Linked DNA regions of Homo sapiens: region 2 is linked to region 1. Evidence: chromatin contacts called from ENCODE Hi-C or POLR2A ChIA-PET data. All regions are on one chromosome and are shown on one strand. The core of a region is the stretch at or near the end of the contact, and the rest is flanking DNA. Distances in the headings are between cores, read along the strand shown.

What was found. A loop is a pair of places that touch in the nucleus more often than their neighbours do. ChIA-PET counts read pairs that join two places held with the same protein, here RNA polymerase II (POLR2A). Pooled maps may share reads with other maps.
Region 2: a loop to region 1 is called in a map of naive thymus-derived CD4-positive, alpha-beta T cell, with 19 times the contacts of the local background. The contact joins two enhancer-like sites. A Hi-C loop is called at or near these places in 6 of 168 maps with a recorded cell type or tissue (A673, B cell, CD4-positive, alpha-beta T cell and 2 more), 4 of 37 single-sample maps with no recorded cell type and 11 of 50 pooled maps. POLR2A ChIA-PET finds 5 or more read pairs at or near these places in 1 of 52 experiments (WTC11).

Annotation. Positions count from the first base shown.
Region 1 is chr2:105,366,635-105,371,393 of GRCh38, reverse strand. FHL2 (four and a half LIM domains 2) reads left to right here. Exons shown (of 7, transcript NM_001318895.3): 5 at 3,655-3,824. It also overlaps a transcript of C2orf49 not described here. Among named protein-coding and RNA genes, the nearest start is that of FHL2, 30 kb to the left of the region's middle. RefSeq lists enhancers at 983-1,482, 1,483-1,984. Within about 2 kb of position 1,458, at least 12 of the 41 ENCODE cell types and tissues checked have a DNase peak (open chromatin) inside an H3K27ac peak, as active enhancers do.
Region 2 is chr2:106,541,936-106,546,821 of GRCh38, reverse strand. It overlaps a transcript of CD8B2 not described here. Among named protein-coding and RNA genes, the nearest start is that of CD8B2, 57 kb to the right of the region's middle. Within about 2 kb of position 3,633, at least 2 of the 41 ENCODE cell types and tissues checked have a DNase peak (open chromatin) inside an H3K27ac peak, as active enhancers do.

The sequences.
Region 1 (4,759 bases), core at 209-2,708:
GTGTGTCTATTGCAGTCTTGAGAAGAATTAGTTGCCCTTAGGGAAACCTTAGTCTTTGCCCCTAAGGCCCACTACCGATTAGATGAAGCCCGGCCCTGATACGTGGGTAACGTGCTGCACTCGAAGCTTGCTGACTTAGATGTTAGTCACATCTAAAAAACACCTTCACGGCAACAAGTAAACCTGTTTTTTGACCAAACAACTGGGTACCAGAGCCCAGCCACGCTGACACATAAAATTAACCATCACACCTTCCCTTTCTCATGGTGTTTACTGGGGAGGGAAAGAAAAGAAAAACATGATCAGATAAGAAGTAAAAACCTAATGTTCAGTGAGAGGTAACCCATACTGAATATCTGAGAATTAACTGGCCGGCAGCCTCTTCTACTAAGGAATGGGGGAAGCAAGAATTCAGGCTCTGTGGTAAGAAATGCTGTGTAGTAATAATAACAACACAGCTACAGCTTCCAGCCCCTGAGCACACACACAGGCGTCAGACCCTGCTGCTTTACAGAATCCCATTGAATCTTCGGTGTTCCCTGGGTTGGATGGCTTCATCCCCATTTTACAGGTGCCTCTGCCAGAAGAAACGGACTGGGCACCAAAGGCAGGGCGTCTAGAAGAATCCCGGTGTATGCAAAACAAACCAGCACCGACAAAACACTGAATCAAAGCACTTGCTTGCCTGGGTTTGATTTTTAAAAGTGTTAGAACCCATTCAAGATGAATATGGGTTTACAGCGTCAGTGCACAGCTTTTGCGGTGAATTTACATTTAGAGGACAAGTGAAAAACTCACCCACCAGCTCCACACCCCCCACACAAGTCAGTTTCCTGATGACCAATCAGGAAACTGGAATACCATCAGTAACCCCAGTGCTGGGGTTTACCGGCTCTCGCGCCCCTATTAGCAGACGTTGCTTACAGATGCACCACAGCCTCTGAGCAGACTCAAGTAGCGATTCTGTCTCCAACCCTGCAACCAAATTTCTGGCTCCTCATTTGACTTTTTTTTTTTTTGAGCCAGGATCTCGCTCTTTCGCTCAGGCGGGAGAGTAGTGGTACGATCACTGCTCACTGCAGCCTTGACCTCTCGGGCTCAAATGATCCTCCCACCTCAGCCTCCTACGTGTCTAGGACCTCAGGCACACACCACCACACCCGCCTAATTTTTTTTTTGGGGGGGTAGAGACAGGGACTCTCTATGTTGCCCAGGCTGGTCGCCAACTCCTGGGCTCAAGAGATCTCCCGCCTTAGCCTCCCAAAGTGCTGGGATTACAAGGCTGAGGCACCGCAGCCAGCCTCATTTGACTATTTGAATCAGATTAAGACATCCCTTCTTCAAGACTGCGCTTCCGCCTGCGGGAGACTTGGTTCAGAGTGTGCGATTCAGTTAGGAGAAGGAACGCTCCTGCCACCTGCCGGTATTGCTGCATATGACCATGCAGGCTTGCGGCCACTGCTGTCGCCATGCCTGAGGTGCACGCGCCATGTCCCTGAGGCTCCAGGTGCCCTGTGCATTCCCTGCACGTAGAGTTGCCCTCGAACTGGTGTTGATCTGATCAGACTTATTTCAGAACTCGACAAGAATGCCATGAGAGTCATAATTGCCCCATATTCATTGGCAAAATCCTTTGGCTTCTGGGCTGCTTGATCAGAATGAATGTCAGAGATCCAAAGAGCAAGTGACAAAAGTATGCATGGAGGTTGAAGAAAATCTTTGTGAATTCAAAGTCCTTCCACTATTTTTACTTGAATTTCAATTGCTTCATGTAATGTTTGTTTTAGGATTCATCACCCCACAATTGAATTCCATAGATTGTACAGCTTAGTTTTGAATTAAAAGATCGCTGCGTGTCACCATCCCAAATTCCCTCTCACACATTGCCCCCCAACACACACCCTGCTTATTTTATATAATCTCAAATGTCTGGTCTTGGAAGTACAGGAAGCTGAGAAAATGATCCTAAATAACAATCGTGATAATTCTCAGCACATTCCTAATTACTGGAGGACAGACATTTCATGACCAACTTTCTAGCCAGCTAAAATACAACCCCTAGCTTTGTCCTTGGGACCATAAGATTTTGGGGCTGAGAGCTATGGACTAGTCTATAGACTCCTATAAGCCACCTGTGTTACTGCAGCTGCTTCCACCTGGTCTGGAGCGGGGCAGTCCCTCTGTCGGCTTGATTCCCCATCATTCCCTGACCCCCAGTTGAAGTCACATGTATGTGACCCTCATGCCACAGTCCCCAGGGATTGGCAACATTTTTCCTTCAAAAATCAGATAAATATTTGGGGCTTTGTGGACCATACAGTCTCTGTCACAACTACTCAACTATTACAACTACACAACAACTGCACAACTGCACACAGCTGCACACTACTCGGCCGTCTAGCTTAAAAGCGGATGTAAACAATGGAAGTAAATTAATGGGCGTGGCTGTGTTCCAATAAAACTTCATTTGAAAAGCAGGCAGCAGTCTGGATTTGGTCTTACACAGTGGCCAGGCCCCTCAGCTAGTCCGGGCACTTACAACACTTTCCTCTTTCTTTGTCCCTGATACTTATTTCCCCAGATTGTTCTTTACCTTTGCTTTATATGAAGGGTACTTGTTTATACGCCTATCTGGAATCATCCGTTACTATAAATAGATACACTTCTTTCTGGCAAACAAAAATGAAAAAATGTCAGTCAACAGACACCGAGCACTTGCAGTGAGTCCAGCTTGGTGGTGGCAGGGGTGACCCATAAGTGTTTCAGTTCTCTAGAGCTCCTCAGTTCACTTGGAGAAATGGTAGAAATGTATCAAATGCTAATAGTTATTCAAAAGACAATGGATGGCGTAGGTTTAGGCAATTACTAAATGGGATGTACAAGTAACACATGAAGATTTCAGCCAGGCATGGTGGTGTGCACCTGTAGTTCCAGCTACTCAGGTTGAGGCAGGAGTTTCCCTGGAGCCCAGATGTTCAAGGCTGCAGTGAGCCAGGATCGCACCACTGCACTCCAGCCTGGGTGACAGAGTGAGACCCTGTCTCGAAAACAAAAAAAAACTACATGTAGGTTTTAATTATAGCACTTAGTACAGTGCATAAAACTACCTAGATACATCACAACTTGGTTCAACAGGCAGTATGTAAAGTGAGTGTTGTAGAGGCTGCTCACTGAATCAGGTTCGAGGTTCCAGGTTCATTCACACTCTAGCCATTTCCATCCTGCTGTGAACCAGACGGGGTGTTCATTATCAGGTGTGCAATAGGTGAATACAGTCCCTAGACTCCAAAAGTCATGCTCCATGGGAATTCATCGGAGCTATGCCACACTTCTCTTTATACTTTGCATTGCTGAGAGAGACTTAACTTTTTTTAGATTTAACATTCCTAACCACGGTATTCAATAAATAAATGTTAAGTGCCTAAAATGTACACGTGTTGTTCTAGGAGCTGGGTGTACAGTAGTGAACCAAAAGACAAAGTCCACGCCCTGCACAAAATAGGAATTACCTCCATGTAGAGGCGAGCCTTCAAGAGCTGAAGTGGCTTGCTCTGGTCATAAAACTAGAGGGCAGCAAGCTCTGAAGGCAGATTGCTGGGACTCCACACCCCTCTAACCATAACTCTGCTGTGTTCCTCTTGACCCTGATGACAGGTACCCGCAAGATGGAGTACAAGGGCAGCAGCTGGCATGAGACCTGCTTCATCTGCCACCGCTGCCAGCAGCCAATTGGAACCAAGAGTTTCATCCCCAAAGACAATCAGAATTTCTGTGTGCCCTGCTATGAGAAACAACATGCCATGCAGTGCGTTCAGTGCAAAAAGGTATCTCAGATGCCCCCTTGGCCCTTGCACGTTCTGGCTGGTTTGCCTCCATGGTCCATGTCTGTCAGTTCTCTTTCCAAAACCAAGGATACCTGTGATACTTAAGTGGCGTGGGAGCTGTGCCTGTCCTGCCTTACATTCTGAGCATTTATCCATCGGGTCTGGGTGTCCATCCTTCTTTCAAAGACATCAACATTGTTGAGCTCTGTGATCAAATCGTTTAACCCTGCCTTCTTCTAGACCATTTCTAAATATGTTCTTATGTTGATAACCTGAGGTTAGAGGGAAGGGGAGCCACCATCCCAAAGCTGTCTTGTTCAGCTTCTCTCCATGAATAAAACAAGAAAACAACTGCAAACTTGAGAGGGAGAGAAAGATGGAAGGAAGAGGGAGGAGAGGAAGGGAGGAGAGAGAGACGGATGTGAGAAGAAAAGTAAAGGAGAAAAGTCTGCCTCCATGGATATGGGACAGATCATTTATTAAATGTATCTACTCTGGCCGGGCATGGAGGCTCATGCCTGTAATCCCAGCACTGTGGGAGGCCAAGGCTGGTGGATCACCTGTGGGAGGCCAAGGCTGGTGGATTACCTTAGGTCAGGAGTTCAAGACCAGCCTGGGCAACATGATGAAACTCCATCTCTACTAAAAATACACAACTTAGCTGGGTGTGGTGGCACACGCCTGTAGTCCCAGCTACTCAGGAGACTGAGGCAGGAGAATCACTTGAACCCGGGAGGTGGAGGTTGCAGTGAGCCAAGATCCCACCACTGCACTCCAGCCTGGGCGACTGAGCGAGACTCCATCTCAAAAAATTAAAAAAATAAATAAATAAACTTATCTACTCGATAATGTGCTATTCCAGTCATGGCTCTGTTAGGGTTAAAGAAAGAAAGGGAACTGCATATCTGTAGGAAGCCATCTCTCTGCCCAGTTGC
Region 2 (4,886 bases), core at 2,384-4,883, 1.2 Mb before region 1:
CCTCATTTTACAATCTAGAAACCGGAAGCCAGCAATCTTTCTGTTTATCTTGCATGACCTGGAAAATAAAGACACACATTCCTGCTTTGTCACTGTCATTATAACTTCTCTGTTTAGGATGAATTATACTAAATGTGGTAAGAAAATATCATTTCCTTCCTTATCTAAGAAAACACTTCTGTTTAAGAAGCTAAATTTGTCTCCAAAGTTATTAAAATTCCAACTTACTGCCCACTGACAGTCCTGAGGCTGGTGGTGAAGGCGGCAGGTGCCGGGTGGGCACTCGGTCTGGGTTTACATCCCAGCTATGCCACCTACTGCCTGTGTGACTTTGCTGGTTTCACTTCATCCTTTCTGGGCTTACGTTTCCTCATCTGTAAGATTAAGATAATAATATAGCATATAGGCCTCATAGGATTTTTTGAAGAAAATAAATGAAATACCCTATATCAAAGCACCAGAAACAGCTGATATTCAAAAAATGGCAGCAACTCTTCCGACTCTGCCACCCACTCTAACAGCTGCCCCTGGAATTCCATTCATGGGTCTTTCTTACTGAAAAGATAAAGTAATTCATCTTTTTTAGCTCTCTTATTTAGCTTTTCAAGAAGTACATGAAAATCAGTGTGAGCCATCCGAAAGGGTTTAGGCCTTATTGGGATGGGAAACAGGAGGCATTAGAGTGGTTTAAGCAGACAAGAGACATGTTCAGAAGCTGCCTTTATAAATGATTGCTTGGAATGCCGTGTGAAGACAGGACTGGGATGGGTGGCTGACTGACTAGAGGACCAGAAATCTGTGAGGAGGCTGTGCTCATAATTACGGTAAAGCATGTCAGTGGCCTCAGTTAGAGTAGTGGCAGTAAGGCATAAATAATAATAATTATTACTACAGCTGTTGTTTGTCGGCCATCTATGTGATTGCTGAAAGAGGACTCATCCAAGGAGATAGAAAAGCAGGAGAAAACTATATTGTTGCAGAAGCAGAGTGTGTTTTAACGAAAAAGTAGACAACAATATGGAATTCTTTTTTTTTTTTTTTTTTAGATAGTGTCTTGCTCTGTCACCCAGGCTGGAGTGCAGTGGTCCAATCATTGCTCACTGTGCAACCTCAAATTCCCAGGCTTAAATGATCGTCCTGCCTCAGCCTCCTGAGTAGCTGGGACCATGGGGCTACAGACGCATACCACCACACCTGGCTAATATTTTAATATTTTGTAGGGGTGGGGTTTCACTATATTGCCTAGCTGGTCTTGAACTCCTGGGATCCAGCAATCTTCGGCCTCTCAAAGTGCTGGGATCCTCTTGATCAACAAAGAGAGGCCTGGAATTGTAACCGCTTGCACTGATGCCCACTGGAAAGCTATCCTACCCTTTACCATATGGCCTGCACCCATCTGTTGATGGTTCTCAATCCCCTGTACAATAAACAGTGAGGTCAAGTGTGTGGGGTCTGTGAATAGTCCACAGAAGGAGAGGTCGTTCAATTCTTATTTAAACGGTGACATTTAATGATTACGGCGGTCAATTCTACTCCTTTCCACATCGCCAGGGTCTGCTTTCTTCACTGTGCGATGCTATAGCCATGTGAGTCATATCAGTGAAAGGAGACGGTGGCAGGCTCGGAATATGGATTAAACACTTGTTGCTAGTACTTGCTGTCAGCATCCTACTGGCTTTTAGCAGGAGCCTACTACAGAGGTGGTTACGTCCTGCAGAGGATGGCATAGCAAACCCTGTGACAACAGCATGGCTTCCCATGTCCCCTGTGTTTCCCACAGGGGGCGACACCAGCCATGCAGAGTGAAGATTGCACCAGGTGGGAGGTGCTCCTTGACGTCTCACCTGAGGACATTTGGGCATGATCCTCCTCTGAGTGTTGGGGGGCTCTGGCTCAGCGTCTGCATTTGCAAGCACTGAAAGTTTACTGAAGAACCAGCTTTCTACAAGCATCCCCCAAAGGTCAAGCCTCCAGACCTATGGAGAACCACTCTGGAGGATGCCTTCAACAGTCAACACCCAAAAAAACCTCCAGGAGGTGAGATGACTCCTGAAGGTCCCCTCCCGGACTTTTACTGCCATTCAGAGAGCCGACAGAAACAGCCCACTCCCACCCTCTGCCTTCTCCCAGTTCACACCAGGCTCCCTCACTTCTCCAACGCAGGATCCAGAATCTCTGAATTGGATGAGGCCTCAAAGACCGTCCAGCCTAGTCCCTTATTTCGCAAATGAGGTTGTGGAGACATCAGAAGCTGAAGTGGCTTGCTTCGGGTCATGAGTAAGAAAGTGGATTCGACTGGACAGTGTCTGGAAAGGTAGCCTGGAAGGGCTGTGTCTGTCCTCCAGAGGAAGCTGAGAGGAGGCCAGACCCCAACAGCCCAGCTGGGAGTCCGTCCCCTTCCAACCTGGGCCTAAGCCTCAGGAGTGAGTTGAACGGCTCTCCCCGCATGAGAAGACACATAAACTACCCACTAGTATGGTCAGAGTTGTGATCTGTGAAACTGGGCTAAAAACAGCAAGCTACATTTAGTCATTAAGACGTTTATTTCTGCAACTGCTTCCCACATTCCAAATCTATTCAAAAACCTATTCAAATAACTAAAAACTTGTTGGTAACTTTTTTACAACTCCCATGCAGCTTCAGGATGGCCTCGCTAGACACGCATGCAGTCTGAGCACCTGTTCAACCATACTCCACCAAGTCCTGCAATTATTGATGATAAGCCTGCACACAGGCCACCCACGTGCTCTTGACCAAAGCGGATCAGGCAGTCCCAGTCCCTTGCTAGGCATCCATGGGGAAATGTGAAAACAGTTCACAAGATCTGGGTCTGGAAGAAAAATAGGACTTTCATGAGTAGAGAAGAACAATCGAATCAGATGCAAAAGATGGGCAATGTACATCACAAAACTTTCAGTGTATAAGCACAAATCCACAGAAATCCATCCAAGTTCATGGAACCTGTGAAACTCATAGAAAGCTTGAAATATAAACTGTCCAACTAAGACAGCCCTAGCTCCAGTCAATAAGAGTAATTTCACTGGGTTCTCCATGGTCCAGGGCTACTGGAATTCAGAAGATCCTGATATTTACATCATGGATTGACAGGCTTTGGATATTTTGTTTCTTTTTACTTTTATATTCTTTATTTTGTTTAATTAATTTATTTATATTGAGACAGAGTCTCGCCCTGTTACCCAGGCTGGAGTGCAGTGGTGCAGTCTTGGCTTTGGATATTTTGTTTCTTTTTACTTTTATATTCTTTATTTTGTTTAATTAATTTATTTATATTGAGACAGAGTCTCGCCCTGTTACCCAGGCTGGAGTGCAGTAGTGCAGTCATGGCCCACGGCAGCCTCAACTTCCGGGTTCAAGCAATCCTCCAATCCTCAGCCTCCCAAGTAGCTGGGACCATAGGTGGGTGCCACCACGACCGGCTAATTTTATTTTATTTTTTTGTAAAGAGGGGTTCTTATTATATTGCCCAGGCTGGTCTCGAACTGCTGGGTTCAAACGATCTTCCCAGGAGGCCTCAGCCTCCCAAAGTACTGGGATTACAAGCGTGAGCCACTCCGCCAAGCCTGATATTTTATTTGAAAATACCTAAGCCTCACTTGCAGGACTTTGTAGCTGCAGGTAAGGCAGTTCCCGGCGGTCGGGATACAAAGAGAAACATGAGAAGCCCGGGTCCTTCCGCATTGAAGTTACTTCTTCTCAGGAGAGAACTTCCAACTTTCTTTACACTGTTAACAGAGCCTATAACGAGTGGCAATCATGACTAAATACTTGTTCCTTGGGCTCAAAAACAGGGTACATTAACGCGAACCTCCCGGACCTGTGCGGCATGGCCGAGCGCTCCTCTTTCTTTATGCAGTTCTGCGCTGGAACACACGGGGGCAGCAGAGTCTAGCCTGACCCCGAGCAACGTACGGAAATGTTAGGGGCACTGCTCAGTTGATAAGCCGGGGCTGGATGATGGGCGCACATGTATTCACTTATACACACATACGTACATATACATATGTAAAATGTATATACTTTTATATTTATTTATACTTCATATATAGTATGTATTTCATATATATTTCATATATAGTATGTTTCATATATATTTCATATATAATATATATTTCATATATAATATATACTTCATATATAATATATACCTATATATTTATATAACCTATTTTATACATTACATAATATATATCCTTCATGGGGAAGGATTTCTTTACATCCTTCTGGTCTACCCAAAGTTGTCTTTAATAGGCATGTATTTGTTAAATAATCAGGAAAAAAAAAGAATTAACTTGAAAGTGGAAGAAAATGCACATTAATGAAAATCCAGGATATATATTGAGAGTTTTTCCTCACAAAAATATATTTCAGTTTACAAAATAATTAGTAATATAAGGACTCTAAGTAACAATCTCTATTCATGACTGTATTAGTCAAATGCCTTTGAGCACCTCATATGTGTATAAGTCACTCTTTTAGTTTCCAAAGATGGCAAGAGAAGTCAGATCTAGTTACTGCCCGCAGTGAGCCCACAGCTGACCAGCCGTGAACCCCAGATAATGACTGTTATATCAGAGGGATGCGCAAAATGCTGTGCAGACAACAGAGACGGAGACCGTGAACTCTACAAGGGCTGAAGTCCCTGAGGATCTACAGAGGAGGGGAGGCTGAAGGTTTGTCTTCAAAGGTTAAGTAAGAATTGACCAGTTAAAGTGGCAAGTGGCGTATCAGACAGGGAACAGTCAAGACAAAGTTTATGGAGAGTTGGAAGAAGGAAAAGTTGGCTGGAGGTAGAGTGAAGGCTGAGCCATGGGGAACGGTGGTCCCGCCAGAGAGTGAACAGCCTTGACCTCTAGCTTACACTGCAA